Regions from separate parts of the Mus musculus genome. Here region 2 is linked to region 1. The links are chromatin contacts, found by Hi-C in ENCODE. All regions are on one chromosome and are shown on one strand. The core of a region is the stretch at or near the end of the contact, and the rest is flanking DNA. Distances in the headings are between cores, read along the strand shown.

Region 1 (5,905 bases), core at 1,422-3,921:
TCTGGGCGGCCTTGGCCTGTCTAGCAGCATCGATTGCAGCTTGCCAAGATAGGACAGTTTGCTTGGAGCTGTTGGGCTGAGAAGTTGGTCCTTCACCAGAAATAGGGAGTCTGGTGCCTCTTGCATAGTTTGCCTCTGAGGAGAGGAGAAAAGAGATTATTCCTTTTGGAAAAAAAAAAAAGAAGAAGAAGAAGAAGAAGACTTCAATCCATACTATCTTTTTAAAAAGCAAAAGTGTCTCCCATCTTGCATTTCCCATTTTGAACCTTCTGTCACAAGTAGTGGGGTTTGGCCAGGCAATGCAAAAGTCACCAGAGCTCTACTCTGAGCATCAGTCATGCAGGGCCATTGTTGTGCCACACCTAACCACACTGGTACTCTTCCATACCTGTGTCTTCAAAAGGAATCTTTTAGTGCATCTCTTCTGACAAACTGAGGCCATTCTCACAGTGATCCCGTGTCTTTTCCTGACTTTGAAAACACATGTATCTCTCATGGCTTAACAGATATACACAACTCCCTTTCTCAAAAAGTAATTACCAACACACACACACACACACACACACACACACACACACGCACACACGCGGGCACACGTACACACACACTCAACCAATAATTCAGTAGTTTTAACCACTTTTAGACTATTCCTCCAAAAGCTCTCCATAGCCATATATGCAATTTTTTCTACATGGGAAAAAAAAAAAAAACCTCTTTACTGGCACCAGGCAATACCAAAAGCCCCACAACAAATATCTAGATTATGCATTAACACTTCCTACAAATGAAAATTCATGATGCTTGGGACTCATTTCCTCCACAAGCTTCAGAAAACAGAAAAACATCTTTAAGGCTTTTTTATTATTATTATTGCATTTTAAATTGCAGCAGCAGCAGCCAAGCCAGCATCTAATCGGCCTGCACCCTAAGAGTCAGGGTGCATTATGTCAGGGAACCTCAAGGCCTATGCAATAATTATCTCAGTGTAGAGTAGCATCCAGGTACTCCCAGGGCAAAATACTCAAAAGCGGGCGGGGGAGGGGGGAAGGGGAGGGCATGGGATGGAGGGTGTCCCTTCATGTATAGAGCTCGCCTCACTGTGGGTCTGGTCATTCCTTGGAAGATGGACATTGGGCCACCATCACCTCTGCTGAAGCAGATGTCAAAGTGAGAGTGGTGTCAGAGGTTGGAAATCGGGCGTTTGCAAAACCAATTATCACTAAGTAAAGAGTCAAAGCAAGCACAGGTCTCCTGCCCTACTGTCCTTAAGCCTGGGACAGAGCAAAGCAGGCAGGTGGCACTCAATCTGAGATCAGGGACTAGTTTTGCCAAGCGGTTCCTTTGAGAAGCGCTCACCGGAAAAGGCTTCAAGAAAACCAGGGCTGGGAAATGCTAACGACCTCCATGAAGGGAACCTGGCCAAAAGCACCCCAGCCTTCTTAGACCCGGCCCCCGCTGGTGTGGAAACTGCACGTGGTGAGTTGCAGAGCCCCACAGCGGCAGCAACTCTCTGGGCATTGCTAGGTTACCGACGTGTGCACAGGAGGCACAGGGAGCGGGAATACACGCTCCACCCGACCCTGTTCCCTCAGATCCCAAGACCCGGGGCTTCTCCCATGAGATGATGGGACCAAGCGACCCAAGGGGTAAACCTGGAACAGTCCTAGAATTTTCCTGATGCTACTAAGGACCTTCTTCTTAGTCAACCAGAGGCGCGGGAGATAGGGGGAGGCTGGAAAAAGGGTTCAGGCTGAAGACTAACACCTCCTCTTCCATCGCTCAGGGGCGATGAAAGAGGAAAGTTGAGCCCGAGCACACTGAACCCGGATCACCTCACTCTTGCCCCTTGGCTCCACAGTACTCCACACACACCCAAATGGCCGCCCCCACCCCAGCAAATGCAGAATTAACTGACATTCACGGCCTGAAGAGGAGAACGGAGTAGCTGCCGCGCATCACCCCTTTCTATGTAGATGACACCAAGCCAAAAGCATCATTTCCAACCCCCTCAACCCACCCAACGCATCGGAGATGGGGGGTTGGGGGTGGGAAGAGTAGGATCATGATAGGATGAGGTTTGGCAGCGGGTACCCAAGCTCAGGCTGCTCACCGTTCGCATGGTCCTCTTGGTGCTGCCGTTGATGTTGCATTTTTTTCATCATCATCATCATCATCATCCACGAACATTTATTGAGCGCCTACTGTGTGCAGGGCACTATGCTCAGGGTTAGGGAGGGGGAGGAACGGATATGGGAGGTTACGGATAGGTAGGAGCCGCGGTCCCTGCCCTTATTTTCGCTTCAGCAGGGGGTGGGGAAGGACAGAGACAAATAACCAAAAATAAAGATAATTTATAAAAACCGCCTGCCACCCACGCTCCTTCTTTTTTTTTTGAAAAATGGAGCAAAATAAACTTTTTGTAAAAAATAAAATCAGATGTATATATTATCTTAGTAATATATACATGTAATTTTTTATTTTTTTTATTTTTTTTTACTGCAAAGGAGAATTGGCTTGGTCCCCTCCTCTAGCGGAGGGACACCGTGGTGGTGCCCGCCCGGCCTGCCGGGCCGCTCGGCGCGCCCCCCATGCCGCCCGTCCGCCCGCCCGCCGCGGTGCCCGGTGCCCCGCCGCCGCCGCCGCCGCCCGCGCCGCCGCTGGCTCGGGACCGCGGGCAGCCGGAGCTCACATCCGGGGACGGAGGCGCTCGCCCGCCCGCCCGCCCGCCCGCTCCGCGCCCGCCGCGCCGCGCTGCACGCCGGCTTCGCCCTGGCGACGCTGCGCGCCCGCCGCCGCCGTCCCCCGCCCTCCCCCGCGCGCCCGGGCCTCCCACCGGCCGCGCCGCGCCCCAGCTGCCCGCCTGCGGCCCACGCGCCCCCCGGACTCCACGGCGCGCGACTCGGACGCCGCCACCCCCAGGCTGGCGCGGCTGACCGAGGGTTAAGTGCGCTGCGGCCGCCGACAGCCCGGTTAACCCCCTCGGCGCCGCCGCGCGGGCGCCCCTTCCCCGAGCCAGGCCCGTGGGGCCCCGTGCCTGCTGCTAGGGGCGCCGATGCGCCGCTCCTCTACACGGCGTCCCCAAGCGGAGGCTGCTGGGGTCCCCTGGGGTCCGCTGGGCTGGCTCTGGTGGCCTTCGCACTCTCACACCTGGGGGAGGCCCCGCCCCCCTCCCCCCAGGAACCCAGGTGCCCGCAGGCGATCGCTGCTGCTGCAGCATCAAAGCTCAGGGTTCGAGGGCTCTGCTTGGACTGGACAGGCGTCCCCCAGCTCTTACACCGTTTCTTCCAGTTTAGAGGTGCAAAGAGATGGGGGGCTTGTTCTTTGGGGAGCACTGACTGTCCTCAGAGATCTGCCCTCAGCCCTGAATCCCGTCCTCCCTCCCTTATGCATACGTGGCGGTGGGCTCCCTCCCTCTCGCCATCACCTCCACGTGTATTTGGAGACAGGTACAGAGAAGTAACAGCCAAGGTCTTTCAAACTGCTAGTGTGGAGAGGTAGACTGTGCAGCTCAAATTGATGACTCGTTTAGGAATTAATACTTTTTTTTGTACCTTCTCGGCCTCCTGTTTGTAGTGGGGGAGGTCTACAGGCCCCAGCTCCGTCTGGAGGGGGAAATACTGTATCTAGTGGATGACTGATATTTTTCATTTAGCTTTGTGCTGGCTGTTGGGAAAAGGCGTCTGCTTTGTTACTTTGCAGGATTCGATTTATTTGCCTTTGTTCGGATCTGCTTGTTCCTACGGAGTTTTAGAACGTTTGAGAACAGTGTCTTTAAAGCAAAAGGCTCAGCGTGAATTAAGAAAATAAATGTTTCTGGGAAGGTGCTCCTTGCTCAAAGAGGACACACCGAGCATCTCTGATTGTTGCAGGGGGGATCCACCTGGGAAGAATGACTCTCCAGGGGTCTTCCTGAGAGAGGGGTGTCTAGTTAGGATAGAGGAAAACAACCATGCTTGCCTGCTTTTTCACTTGGCTCTTTGGAGAGTGGCAGGATTGGGAAGCAGCCTGTGGCCTGTGTAAAAGAAAGCTGGTCTGAGCAACCTCACCTGTGCTGGTGCTTAGCTGAAATCAAAAAGGATGCAAGAACATATCCTTTGATAGGTCAGATTTGCAAGGAAGCACGTGTGTCACTATCAGAATTCCAGGTCTATAGCTTATCCTCTGGAGACTTCTACAGAAAATGCCTTGCTAACACTGGCCCATTGTCCGATTTAGTTCAGCCAACACTGAACAGGCATCTGTTAAGCGCAGTTGTCTAGGCTAGGAGTTACCAATTTTGATCTGTGTGCACAGTCCCTTCCTCAAGGGCAAACCATCTACTGGAAGAAGCAGAAGCTGGGCTATACCAAGTGTAGGAAGCACTATGCAAGGGTGCTCTGGAGCCCTGGAATTGAAGGGCTCTGAGAAGTCTTCCCAGTTCTGTTAACCGCTTAACTAAGCGGGGAGAAGAGACAACCACAGGGCAATGAAGCTATTCTGTATGTCACCATAATGATGGACCTAGAGCATTATTTGATTGTCAGAGGCCATAGACCTGTGCTCCACAAAGGTGAACCGTGATATAAACTGTGGACGGAAGTTAACAATAACCCATTGCTACTGTTTCAACAAATATACCACACCAAGCCAAGATGTAATCATAAGAAAAACTGCTGGAGACATGTACCTTCTATGTAAATTCCCTGTAAACCTAAAACTTTGTTTCTATTAAAAAGGGGGGCTGATTTAATAGGGCAGGAAGAATGGAGGCACAAAAGAGATTAATGTGTGGGTGGCATCTGTTTGAAAATCAACGGGTGCACAGGTAACATGGAATCCTGCACTCCTCTGCAGTGGGAACCAGTGACGGGGTTTTAACTGAGAGTTGGCAGGATTAAACTGTGAAGGGTGTGGGTTCTACACTCAAAATATGAATAAGTATTTGAAATTGAAGGATATATATTCATTTATTTGTGTGTATGTGGAAGTCCCTGGAACAACGTTCAAGAAATAGCTATCACCTTCTGCCATGCTGGGTGAAGGGGCAGGATAAACGCAGGTGCTCCACCATGCTGGGTGAAGGGGCAAGATGAGTACAGGTGCTCCACCATGCTGGGTGAGGGGGCAGGATGAACACAGGTGCTCCACCATGCTGGGTGAGGGGGCAAGATGAACGCAGGTGCTCCAGTTTGGTATTAAATGCTTTTGCCCTCTGAGCAGTAGGTATCTCAAAAGACCCTGGAGTTGAAGTTTGGGCTTCCCATTTTGTGTAACATCATCGTCAAATTTTGAGGGTTTGGGGATTTCATTTTTTCTTTTGTGAGGCAGAAATGGGTGGTGGGGTGGTTGTTTTGTGGTTGGTTGGTTGGTTGGTTGGGTTTTGTTGGGTTTTTGTTTGTTTGGTTTTTTGCCTTTCCCCCCATTCTACACAGTTCTGTAAGCTTCAGCATACTTGAGTAATTTAAATATATATATATATATATATATATATATATATATATATATACATATATATATATATTCCCATGATAAGGTAAATTATTGGGAAAATAAGTGGTAGCTAATGTTTTTCTGTGTGTTGAGTTCTAATGCAGGCACTTGCAGGTATTAGTTTGCCTAATTCCCATGAGAAGCCCATGAGGAAAATACTGTAAATACTCATATTTGTAGATGACAAGTGACACCTAGGAGCTGGCTTGCCCCAAACCACACAACCACGTAGCGTTGAGCCAAATGAGACACAAGAAAAGGCCAGAATGAAAGATATCTATTCTAATGGATTCTGGTAGCAGGACAATCATTGCCCAGCAGGGGCAATGACAGTTATGGTGGGACAGTTGTGGACCAGTGAGCCCACCAAGTTCTACTGAATAGTTCCAAATGCAGCCAGAATCAGAAGATCACAAGCAAAGAACAAAAGGCCTGA
Region 2 (5,905 bases), core at 1,244-3,743, 100 kb after region 1:
ATATGGTCAAAAATATTAGCTGCTATGATTTTATATATAAATTATATTACACCATAAAATGTAAATGTGTATATTAAATAAAATATCTATTTATATATTACAAATGAGTTTTATCACTTTTAAAATACAGCTTGTAATTGTCCTCTCCATCCTCTCTTACCTGTAGAAGAGTAGGCTCTCTACAAGCAAATGAGCGAATGATAGTTTAAGATAAACAGCCATGTGAAGTGTCTGAAGGTTAGAGAGGGAAACTAGAAATGTTAGAGAAGCTAAAGGCAAAAATAAGTTTCTCAGTCTGTGGTTAAACTCTGGCCACTTGTCAACTAGATCTACGTTTCCAAGAGCAAAGCAGTTCACGTCTTCAGGAATGTTTAACGCAATGTCTTCCTGATTGCGCCCTTCTCTGCTGGGAAGGCAATACAATATTGTCCAAAAGAAACGAGGATTAAGAAACCTGAGTCTGGGCTCTGATTTCACCACTAACTCTGTAACCCTGGAGATCTGCTACTTCCCTGCCCTTGGTATTCTAACAGAGGGAAGGACAGAGCAGGAGAGGGAGGGAGGAAACAGGAGAGAAAGAGACAGAGCGGAGAAGGAAGGAAAGAGGAGAGAGCAGGAGGAGGGAGGGAGGGAGGAAGGGAGGGAGGGAGGGAGGGAACAGCGGGCAGGGAGAGAGAAGGCAAGTGCGGTCAGTCAGATGATTAGGGACTGCACGCTGAAATCTCTTTGCAGCTCTTCCCAGCCAGCGTTTGTATCTGTGCTTGCTAACCTTGTTCATAGCAAACTCCTGTCACATCGGCTTCAGTGAGCAAAGAATAATGCCCCAAATAACCTCCTCTCCTCCTGCAATCTCTGCCCAAGAATTGGCATCCATACATCTGGAGGAGAGGAAGTTTCTATGCCAAGCTCACAGATGGGGATGCATGTTGACTCCCCAAGGACCTCAGGGAAGATGTGCAGAGCAAATGTCCCTTGGAAATCACGACATGAGCCCATAGGTCGGAGGAGCTGTGTTGTTAGAAGATGCAAATAGAAGGCTGCTACCATTCCACACAGTGTACAGTCAGCCAGTGTACATCAAGCAGAGACGAACCAATTGACTAGGAACACAACAGGGCACAAAATGAAGCCCTTGTACTCATAAGGTCTGCAGGCAAGTGGGGAAGGATTTCAATAAAACAAACATGTGTGCAAATGTGTATACATGTAGATGCATTATGTACACATATGTGTGTGTACCTGTGTATGCATCTATATGTGTGTGTGTGTGTGTGTGTGTGTGTGTGTGTGAAAACAGTTAAAGGAACAGAAAGTTGTATTGAGAATATGGAAGAAAAGTTGAAAGCAAGTTGCAATTATGAACAGTGCATGTCAGGTACAGATATAGCTCATTTGACCATGTTACCTAGCATGCCCAAAGCCCTGAGTTCAGTTTTCCTGTATCTCATAAACTAGGTATGTGATATACACCTGTAACTCTAGCACACGGGAGGTGAAGTCAGGAGGATCAGAGGTTCAAGGTCATTCTTGGGCATGTAGCAACTTAGAGACCAGTCTGGAATACATAAGACACTGACTCTAATTAATCAGTGAGAGTGGAGTTGCACTTGATTAACTAAGTCACATATAAACAAAGAACTGAACAACAGGGACAAGAGGCATGTGGAGAAGAGCACTCTAAGCAGGACAGTAAGTGCAGACTGTGAGGTGTGTCTCTGAGATGAGTGAGGAGGTCACTGGGGCTGACTCAGGTCATCAAGGCAGAGACTAGCGGGATGGGTCTGACGGCGTGAGAGCAAAGCGTTGCTCGCAGGATGGACAATGTGTGCGCTTTGGCTTTTATTCTGAGCAATGTGGTGATCTACTGAATGATTCTTAGCAAAGAACGCCATGACTTAACTTGTCTTAAAACAATCTCTAAAGCTAAGTATGTCCATAGAGGTGGTGGCAGAAACTCCCGTCAGCTGTTTATACATTACCCAATGGGCTAGGGAGACGGTTCGATGGATAAGCACGCTGGCTATGGAGACAAGAAAATCTGAATTTGAATCCCTAGCACCCACATAAAAGCTGGCACAGCCATGCCTGTAACTCTAGCACGGGGGCGGGGAGGAGGAAGGGTGGGCAGAGACCGACAGGCTGATCCTGGGAACTCACTGGCCAGCCAGAGTAGCTGAAACAGCAAGCCTTCCTTAGGTTCAGTGAGAGACTTTGTCTCAAAAAATAACCTGGTTGGCCATAGAGTAAGACACCTGAATCCTTCTCCAGCCTGTCTAAATACACACACACACACACACACACACACACACACACACACACACCTTTATATACACTACATCCACACAACACACATGAAAACAGATAGGCTTCCCTAAGCACAAAAAGCATCAAGGAACAAAATGAGGAACTAGGTTCTGAGTGCATTTTGGAAGAAGAGCCAGCAGAATGTGACATAGATGCAATGCAGGGAGTGGGGGTGTGAGGAAGTGAGGCATGGCTGCTAAGTTTCTGAGCCGAGCAACTAGAGAAGCAGCTGTGGGTGGAAGACATTGGAGGCAGGGGGTGACCCCCAAGGTCAGTTCTGGGCATGCTGACTGTGCAGTGCATGTTGGGAAACAGAGAGGAGATGAACAAAAAGTTCTGGAAGTAGAGGGAAAGTCCTTGCTAGGGGTATAAATTTAGGAGTTGATGACGTCATTTCCTGGCTAAGCTCAAGTGTAGGAGTTAATGGCAATGTACAGCATTTAAATCTACAAGCCTGGGGGTGCCTGGGGAGTGCTGGGGAAAAGAGATCCCTCAGCTGAGGGGTAAAGGCTCCCCAACATTAAGAGGATCAGAAGAGAAGGAGGAGGCATGGAAAAAACTGAGAGCTGTACCCCAAGACAGGAGGCATAGGAAAGAGAGGGTGCTCAGAAAGGCAGAAGAAGGAAGTGGGGGCTGTCCCTGATAAAGATGGGAGCTCAAGGTCGTGTGCATAGTGCTGTCATTACAGAGATGTCAGGGGTGGGCAGATGCAAGCAGGTGGCAGTGGATCGATGGCTTCGGGAGCTAGGGCTGAGCACTGGAGTAACACGCAGTGAATCTGGCATATCCTTTGGAGATTAGGAAAATATTCTGGGATTAGAAATTGCTGATGTATCCACAGATTTATGAATGAATGAATGAAAAACCTAGCTGGATGTGGTGGTTCGTCCCTATGAGCCCAACACTCAGGAGGACCATAAAGTTAAGGCTAGCCTGGGCTACAGAAAGAAACCTGTCTCAAAAAAGAAAAAGAAAAAATACTAAGTTGCACGCTTTAGAAAAGTGAGTCTCATGGGACATAAATTAGACCTCTTTTTTAATATGCAAAACAGTGAAGCCTCTGGCTTGACCATGGGATGTAGCTATGTGGATAGCAATGGCAAGAGCTGCTAGTGGTCACTAGCTTGATGAGAAGGAGGGGAGGAGAATGGTGACCTCAGAGCACAGATGTTAACATAACAGCTGGGGTGTAACAACACACGCCTGCTATGCTGAAATGTGTTCCCGGAGGCTTGCAAAAAAGGAGCTCATATCAAACTCACTATTTTGAGACTGGTAAATAAGGGGAGGAAATTATCTTGAGGTTGATAGAGAGATAGAGGAGAGCCATTGGAGAGAGAAAACTTCAGCAAAGAAAACAGTACAAGACAGCCCAGAGATGGGACAAAAGGAGACCTTTGGGAAAGGGGAATTTTCTGGACCAATGCTCTAGTGTGAGCATCAGACAGCTCCCTCAAGCACAGCCAACAGTATGATCTCCCAACAATATTATGCCAGAGAAAGGGATTTCTTAGCAGAGAAAACCTGTCACCTAGTTTGCTACATTCAAGGGATGCCAAGACTCATATGAACCTGCAGTACTTCCCGTGCCTAGGGACTCAGCCTTGAAAAGATTGCTTTCTCTGGGCCATGATTACTCTTTACCAATAACATCTCCACTTCACCTAAAATAATCTACCACAAGGGCCTTTCTGTGATCTTGAAAAACTATGTTTAGCTTTTTAAAGAGGAAATAATACTGAAATCAAAGTCCATAACCCCATTGCCCAGACACCGTTTCTCTTCTCAATAGACATAGTGTAATAAGTAGAAACCTCCCCTACCATGCAGTTTTATTCTCTATAGATAACCACAGCTCTTTATCTTTGAAGCAAAAAAAAAAAAATACACCTCTTATAAATAGTTGAATTAAAATTTATACACAAAGCCAGGATGCTCCAATTCTCTACCTTGCCCCTTACTGTTTCCTATCTTGGCAGTCCTCGCCAGCCCATTTATTTGAATGGTCACGGTGCACTTTTAAAAAGTGCTTTGAACTTTATCGTATCTAAGTCTCATCAAAATACAGTGAGAAAAGAATATCTCTATTTTGCAGACAAGGAAACTGACCCAGAAGGAGATTAAGTGGCCGGTTGGAAGTCTCAAGGGAGCCGAAGTTGAGGTAACGGTAGACGCTGGCTTCCTCTTACTCACTGTACCGCTGCGCCCCCCAGTGGCACTCAAATGACATTTCCGCCCGCAGCTCCACAGTTGCCATACATTGTATCTTCTGCGAGGACACATTTTGTCCTCAGAGTCCTTCAGTTTTTAAGAAACATTTCATCTGAGCTAAGACCATCACACTCTAAGGTAATATGTATCTTTATCCGCTCTTCCATCTGGCAGTTTAAGGAAATCTTATTATAATTTCACTTATCACAACCAGAAAACTCTGAGATGGAGGGGGAGCAGGAGCAGGAGGAGGCGCAGGAGGAGGAGCAGGAGGAGGGGCAGCCGCCTGACACTGCCTAGATGACCGGGAACCAAAGGTAGGACGGCCAAGAGAACCAGAATAGAACCAATATAACTGAAAATAAAGTCAGTGAAATGATTCCTAATGAGGTTCTGCTATACTGGGAGATCAGAGTCTAGCCCAGTTGCCATCAAAGGGGCATCCATCATCAAGCAACTGATGGGGAGCAGATGCAGAAACCCGCATCCAAACATTAGGTGGAGCTTAGGGAGCCCCACAGATCTTGTGATCTTGAAATCAGGGAAGACAGGGAAGAAAGATTGTAGGAGCCAGAGCTGTCAAGGACACCACAAGAACACAGCCCACCGAATCAACTAAGCAGAGTTCATGGGGCCTCACAGAGACTGAAGCACAAGCAAGCACTAACGCTGTACGGGTCTGAGCTAGGTCCTCTGCATATACCTTATGTTTGTGTAGCTTGGTGTTCTTGTGGGACTCCTAACAGTGGAAAGGGGGAGGGGGGTTGTCTGACTCTTTTTCCTGTACTTGGGACCCCATTCCTCCCACTTAGTTGGATATCTGTGGGATATCTCTTTTTTGTTTGTTTGTTTGTTTTAAAGGGAAATAGAGGAGGAGTTGATCCAAGGGAGAGAGGAGGCAGGAGGAGGAACTGGGAGGAGTGGAGGGAGGTGGTGTAATGTATGAAAGAAGAATAAAAGTTAAAAAAAAAAAAAAAAGATTGAGTGGCAGCACGTGCCAATAATGCCGGACCTTAGGAGTATGGGGCATGAGAGGACAGACTCCAGCAACAAAGGAAATTGAGACTATTCTGAACCACAGAAGATTCTGTCAAAATGCATAGTTCAAGAAGGCTTTAGCTGGGTGTAGAGACCTGTAGTTATGAGTTTGCCTAGCACGTGTGACGCTCGAGGTCCAGTCCCCTGGGGCAGGAAGGAAGACAGACAGACAGACAGATAGACCTGGACAGTGGTATGCTCCTGTATGTAGTCACAGAACCTATGTGGGGAGGAGATATAGGCAGGAGAATAAAAAGTTCAAGGCTATCCTCAGCTACATAGGGAGCCCTAGGCCAGCCTGGGCTACAGGATCTCATGTCTCAAAAATACAAATCAAGTCATTAGATTTTCC

The links. Hi-C counts contacts between places; a loop is a spot of excess contacts on that map.
Region 2: a loop to region 1 is called in a map of heart, with 9 times the contacts of the local background. The contact joins the promoter of 4831407H17Rik here to the promoter of Cacna1d in region 1. A Hi-C loop is called at or near these places in 11 of 37 maps with a recorded cell type or tissue (T-helper 17 cell, T-helper 2 cell, heart and 1 more).

The regions. Positions count from the first base shown.
Region 1 is chr14:30,350,815-30,356,719 of GRCm38, forward strand. Cacna1d (calcium channel, voltage-dependent, L type, alpha 1D subunit) reads right to left here and starts at 2,672. Exons shown (of 47, transcript NM_001083616.2): 1 at 2,111-2,672; 2 at 1-135. The coding sequence starts at 2,177.
Region 2 is chr14:30,455,543-30,461,447 of GRCm38, forward strand. It overlaps 4831407H17Rik (RIKEN cDNA 4831407H17 gene), which reads left to right and starts at 2,494. Exons shown (of 4, transcript NR_131095.1): 1 at 2,494-2,574; 2 at 4,400-4,465; 3 at 4,547-4,832. It also overlaps a transcript of Cacna1d not described here.